2 separate regions of the Homo sapiens genome follow, and region 2 is linked to region 1. The links are chromatin contacts, found by Hi-C or POLR2A ChIA-PET in ENCODE. All regions are on one chromosome and are shown on one strand. The core of a region is the stretch at or near the end of the contact, and the rest is flanking DNA. Distances in the headings are between cores, read along the strand shown.

Evidence for each region. A loop is a pair of places that touch in the nucleus more often than their neighbours do. ChIA-PET counts read pairs that join two places held with the same protein, here RNA polymerase II (POLR2A). Pooled maps may share reads with other maps.
Region 2: a map of PC-9 shows a loop between it and region 1 (9-fold over the local background). The contact joins two enhancer-like sites. A Hi-C loop is called at or near these places in 1 of 168 maps with a recorded cell type or tissue (PC-9), 1 of 37 single-sample maps with no recorded cell type and 10 of 50 pooled maps. POLR2A ChIA-PET finds 5 or more read pairs at or near these places in 3 of 52 experiments (CD4-positive, alpha-beta T cell, OCI-LY7 and endothelial cell of umbilical vein).

Annotation. Positions count from the first base shown.
Region 1 is chr13:98,508,283-98,510,982 of GRCh38, forward strand. The region is part of intron 2 of STK24 (serine/threonine kinase 24); the gene reads right to left. Among named protein-coding and RNA genes, the nearest start is that of STK24, 67 kb to the right of the region's middle. Within about 2 kb of position 1,374, at least 29 of the 41 ENCODE cell types and tissues checked have a DNase peak (open chromatin) inside an H3K27ac peak, as active enhancers do; they include PC-9, where a contact is called at or near this core.
Region 2 is chr13:98,648,920-98,651,861 of GRCh38, forward strand. No RefSeq gene overlaps it. Among named protein-coding and RNA genes, the nearest start is that of STK24-AS1, 73 kb to the left of the region's middle. Within about 2 kb of position 1,537, at least 7 of the 41 ENCODE cell types and tissues checked have a DNase peak (open chromatin) inside an H3K27ac peak, as active enhancers do; they include PC-9, where a contact is called at or near this core.

The sequences.
Region 1 (2,700 bases), core at 124-2,623:
GGATTTTTTTCCCCAACAGAGGACGCTTCAAAGTTAAAACTAGTGTGATAAAGTCAGAGAACACACCTGTGGTATCAAAAACCAACACTAAGAGACAAGAAACATAGTAGGAAATTTCACAGAAGAATGTATGTTAATAAACAGCAAGAGTATTTGCCTACAAGTAAACCACTAGCCTTTCAGGGTCAGCAGAAAAGAATGCCAATTTAAATGCAACTTACACCACAAGCCCCACTGGAGAGCAGAAATGCTACTTAGAATTTCTGTTGGGACAGAAGATGAGATCTTTCTTGGTAAACTTATTGCTATTGTCCGGGAAAGTGAGGGTGGGAGGAACAGGGGGTATTTTAAAGGGGCCAGGGGCATGTCTGTGTACACAGTGTCTGGTTCCATGCCATACGAGCTATGGCAGAGAGAAAAAGCACTTTCCCCTAACTCTCAGAAAAGGTGGTCTTAAATCAGAATGAGTTAACTTTGTAACATACCACAAACTAACCTTCAGGGCCACGCCTCATATTTTATTCCCATGAAGCTCCCACTTAAAACAATTCACACCTTCTCTGCTTTGAAGTCCATTCTTCAGCTTTGCCAATTTCAAAGCTGTTTCATCAGTTCTCAAAGGGATGGTCAAGCTTGAGGAATGTGACTAGCGCTGGTGAGACTCACAAGAGCTCCTGTTCACAGACTAGAAATAATTTGTAATGAATTAATTTGTAATGTGGCTACCAGGCCAAAACATATAGTTTTGGGCACCCTTTTTTAGTTTCACAATACTTCATAAGCCTAATTATCAGACAATTATTTCCTGACTAGAAAATTGAAAGGGAATTTGATAATCACATGTAATAAACACATTAAACTATAGAAAACTTCCTAGGAGATATGAATTCAACAGAATAATCCTAATGGTTAAGAACATACATAGATGCTCAAAGTTATGATTAATAGAAATGGAAATAAACATAAAATACTGTTATAGCTAAGAGATTGGTGAAAGAAAGTTTTATAGTATCAATGTTGCCAAGAACGTAGACAAACCATGCTCAACACAATTAGCCATGATTAGTCATGAGGGAAATGCATGTGAAAACCATGAGATACTGCTTAACACAATTTTAAAAAAACAAACAAGGGGAAATTGAAACCTTCATTCACTACCATGAGAACATAAGCCACTACTGAAAACAGTCTCAACAGTTCCTCAAAAACAAAAAAAAAAACCAGTTCCTCAAAAGGTTAAACATAAAATTTGTATATTACAGTAAACTCTTCAAATTTTATGTTGCCTTGGCATCCATTTTGAATACAAGTTTAACTTTCTCATACCAGAAGCAGGGCTTAGTCACCCTTGACACGGTCTCCAGTTCTAGACCACACCCAAAAGGCCCAGCTCGCTGGCCAAGATAAGAACTTAGAGGCATCTCCTACACCCAGCAGACTGAGCTCCCCATGTTCCATCTGCTTCCTTTAAACAGAACACTCAGGCCTGCCCGAGAACTTACAGAGCCCCACGCCCTGTTCCCTCTTATATAATGTATACTGCCAGTTGTGCACACTCTCTCTGTCGCTCTCTCTCTCTGCCTGACTCTTCATTCTTGCCTTGTGTAACCCAGGACAGAGGACTGCCTCCTGCCCAGGATATGTAAGTAATAAGTCTTTGAACTTGGATTTGACCACGACATATTATATGTAATATCAAAATATCACATGTACCTCAGATATCTGTACAATCATTATGTAGCCATTTTTCAAAAGCATCTTCTAAAATATATGTTTGAACTTGCTTCCTGTTGTGATGGTGTACGGACTCTGTACCCTCCATCCGAAGAACCAACCACATTACCCCAGGACGTGTGGGAGCAAACAAGGTTGGACTCCCAGCACCAGAATGATGGCCAGGTAGTCAGACAAGACCCACAGGGGTGTCCGTCAGTATAAACAAGTTTCCCGAGTCGGGGCTCAGACCATTATGCGTGAGCCCATCCACCAGGTAAAAGAAGCATCCTGTGAAAGGCACACGGTCATCACCCACATCCAGCTGCCTTTCAGTTCCCCTTAGGGAAGGGTCGCTAGCTACTCTGATACTGGAACCCAATTCAGATGGGGGCTCCCAAAACACATTTGACCCAATAACCCCACTCCCAAGTAATACATCCAAAAGAAAGGAAAACATATCCACACAAAAACTTGTACACGAATGTTCATGGGAACAGTATTCACAACAGCCAAAAAATAAAAACCCAAATATCCACCAACTGATAAATAGATAACAAAGTGTGGTCTATCCACAGAATGGAACATTATTCAGCAATAAAAAGAGCTATTGACACATGCTGCAACAGAGCCCTTGAAAACATGCCGCGTGAAACAAACCAGACACAACAGGACACATGTTCTATAATTACACTTATATGAGGTGTCCAGAATACGCAAATCTATAGAGACAGAAAGGAGACTCGGGAATCTGGGAAGAAATGGGAAGTGAATGATGATGGGTAGAGTATCTTTCGAGGGGATGAAATGTTCTAAAATTGTGGTGATGGCTGCACCGCTCTGTGATATACCAGAAACTCTTGAATTGTATATTTTAAGTGGGTGAATTGTAGATCGGTAAAGGTTTTTATTTTTTTACTTAAACACAGAAACAAAAACCCACAGCTAAACCAGGCATTTAGCTGGTAAGGCTATTCCGAACAACCA
Region 2 (2,942 bases), core at 287-2,786, 140 kb after region 1:
CATCATCCCATAAATGTTCAGGAGAAGTTGTGTTGAAAATTGAAGATGGGTCTACTCAAGAGTTTTATGTGTAAGAAAAGCATGTATTCGTATGGTAAAGGGCTGGAGGGAAATGAAGAAAGGAGAACCACTTGATTTGGAGAGATAATATAACAGTAGAATTTGTCATGTTTTTGTTAAAGGGATAGAGTCTTGCTCTGTCACCCAGGCTGGAGTGCAGTGGCACCATCATAGCTCACTGCAGCCTCAAACTCCTGGGCTGAAGGGATTCTCCTGCCTCAGCCTCCCAGGAAGCTGGGAATATAGGAGCACACCACCACACTTGGCTAATTTGTTTTATTTTTTGTAGAGACAGGGTCTTGCTGTGTTTCCCAGGCTGGTCTCAAACTCCTGGCCTCAAGCAGTCCTTCCATCTCAGACCCCTAAAGGGCTGTAATCACACGTGTGAGCCATCATACCTAGCCCAGTTTGTTTTTTAAATTTTCCTTAATGTTGTTTATGCAGTAATAACATCATCATTGACAACAACAATCATACTTCTTCTTCTTTTTTTTTCTTCGAGATGGAGTTTCGTTTTGTCGCCAGGCTGGAGTGCAGTGGCGCAATCTCAGCTCATTGCAACTTCCGCCTCCCGGATTCAAGCGATTCTCCTGTCTCAGCCTCCTGAGTAGCTGGGATTACAGGTGAGCATCACCATGCCCAGCTAATTTTTGTATTTTTAGTAGAGACAGGGTTTCACCATGTTGGCCAGGCTGGTCTTGAACTCCTGACCTCGTGATCTGCCTGCCTCGGCCTCCCAAAGTGCTGGGATTATAGGCATGAGCCACCGCGCCCAGCCAACAATCACACTTCTTAAGATGCTGGTGGTGAACTTGGACTTTGAGAACTTTGCTTTGAGGACTTTAAAAGAGGAGTCTTCTGTTTGACTTGGCATGGGTAAACATAATAGATGCAAGTAGCCTCGTGGTAGGGGACAGGAGGGTATCTCTGAAATTGTCCAGAATCTACAAATGGGCAGATTTGTGCACATAGCATATTTAATTATTTGTTGCACAAACAAGTGTTTGAGATGCAGCGGCAGGGGATTGCCTAAGCCTCTGTTACAGCATTTACCTGCTGGCTCCAACCCTCCCCTCGCTCCAGTCTTACTTTCTGCACCCACTTGAAAGCAGAGGCCCTGTGTCCTCTTCTTATTGCTCTGAAAGTGGAGGGCAGCTTGGTATCCGTAGTTTTCATCCATGGGTGGTTTTGCCCCGCAGAAGGGATATTTATCAATGTCTGAAGACATTTTTCCTTGACATAAACGAAGCGTCTAGTGTCAAGGCCAGGGGTGCTACTAAACAGCCTCCAATGCACAGGGTAGCCCACATAGCCAAGAATTATGCAGCCCCAAGTGTCAATAGTGCCAAGGTTGAGAAACCATACTTCAGAGATAAGAGAAGCAAAGACAGGGTGGAGGCTTCTACCCTGGTCCCCTGGGGCAGGCCATTGTTTGCAAAGGGCACAGAGAGTGAGCAGGGGCAGGGGCTGGTCCTGCAGCTCTGCCCCAGTGATGTCATCGAGCCCTGGAACTCGGTGCCCTTCCTGGAAGGGCTTCGCCTAGATGGAGACTGACCTGACAGGAATCGGCTCCACCTGTGGACGTACGGAGTTGGACTTTGTCCCAAAACTGTGCCTGTGACATACATTCCTACCTTCACAAGGCTCCTTCATGCCAATCGCCCTGTCTATAAAGCCTGTTTCTCACTGCAGCAAGCTTCCTGCAAAGCCAGTTTCTCAAGCTTGCCATCCCGAGGGGTGTGGTGGCATAGCTCGGATGCTTCCGAGCCTCCTCTTCCTTGATTACATGAATTCCAAGACATGCAAGGATGTTCTAGACAAGGAGGCCAAGCACTTGGTGAAGGGGAAACTGACAGCAGCAAGGACTGAGAAGAGAAGCTTTGAGAAATGATCATAAAATAGTCAGGTTCTGATGAGGAAGTGCAACTAGGATTGGCACGAACTCCATGCAAAGGATGATGATGGTGCAATGTTTTTGTGAGTTGAGTTCTGAGAGTTGGCTTGGAGCATTGAGAAGGGAAAGGTGAAGAGAAAGGAATTGGTCAGAAACACAGAAATCAGAAAGGAAAGGGGTTCACAAGCAGGATAAACAGTATCTGTCTCTCGATAGTGGAGAATGGGAACTTATTAGCTGACCATGGCTTGGTAAAAATATTTCTTCCAACAGCTGGCTTCTTCTATTTTAATTTCATATTCACAGCACAACTCCAATCCGAATGTATTTTTTTTTCCAAGGTTATTGACCTGCTAAAATGAAGATGTGACTGTTTTCACTGTAAATGTGTGAGTGAGCATGTTGGTTTTGTTGAGTCTTGCCCATGGGAAAGGACTTGAATAAGTCTGAATGGTGGGATCTCTAACGCTGCGAATTCTGGAAACTGAGCTGGAGGCCTTTGGCAACCTCCATAGCAACAAGATGAAGACCCACATTGCTTCTGGAAGAGTCTTTCAGAAACCAGGTATTAAAACTGGTTTTCAGCAGTCATGGGTCTCTGTGCACAGATTTGCATACCAGAGCGGTGCTCCTGAAATATATAGTCTTGTCCAATCCTTCATGGTCGACATCGCTGATGGAGAGAGGAGATAAGGTTTCAGAAACACCTGATTGTTTGTCTCTCCCTCTCCCCTAGAAGGATTTGGTCCCCCCCATTAGTCCAGCTGAGGACATAATCATATTAGTTAAGCAAGACAGTAGGGTACCTGGTTAGGAAAAAGGGAGGGCCTTTTAAGTCATAGGAATGGGTCAGGTAGATGGGCCCCAGCAGATCAGTAGACATAAAAGTTTTTTCCAGGGTAAAACAGATTACAAGAGATTCTCAAAAGCAGACTCTCTGGAGCGATTGTCAAGGCTCATGTGGTAAGCAGGGTGGGGCAGACCCCTG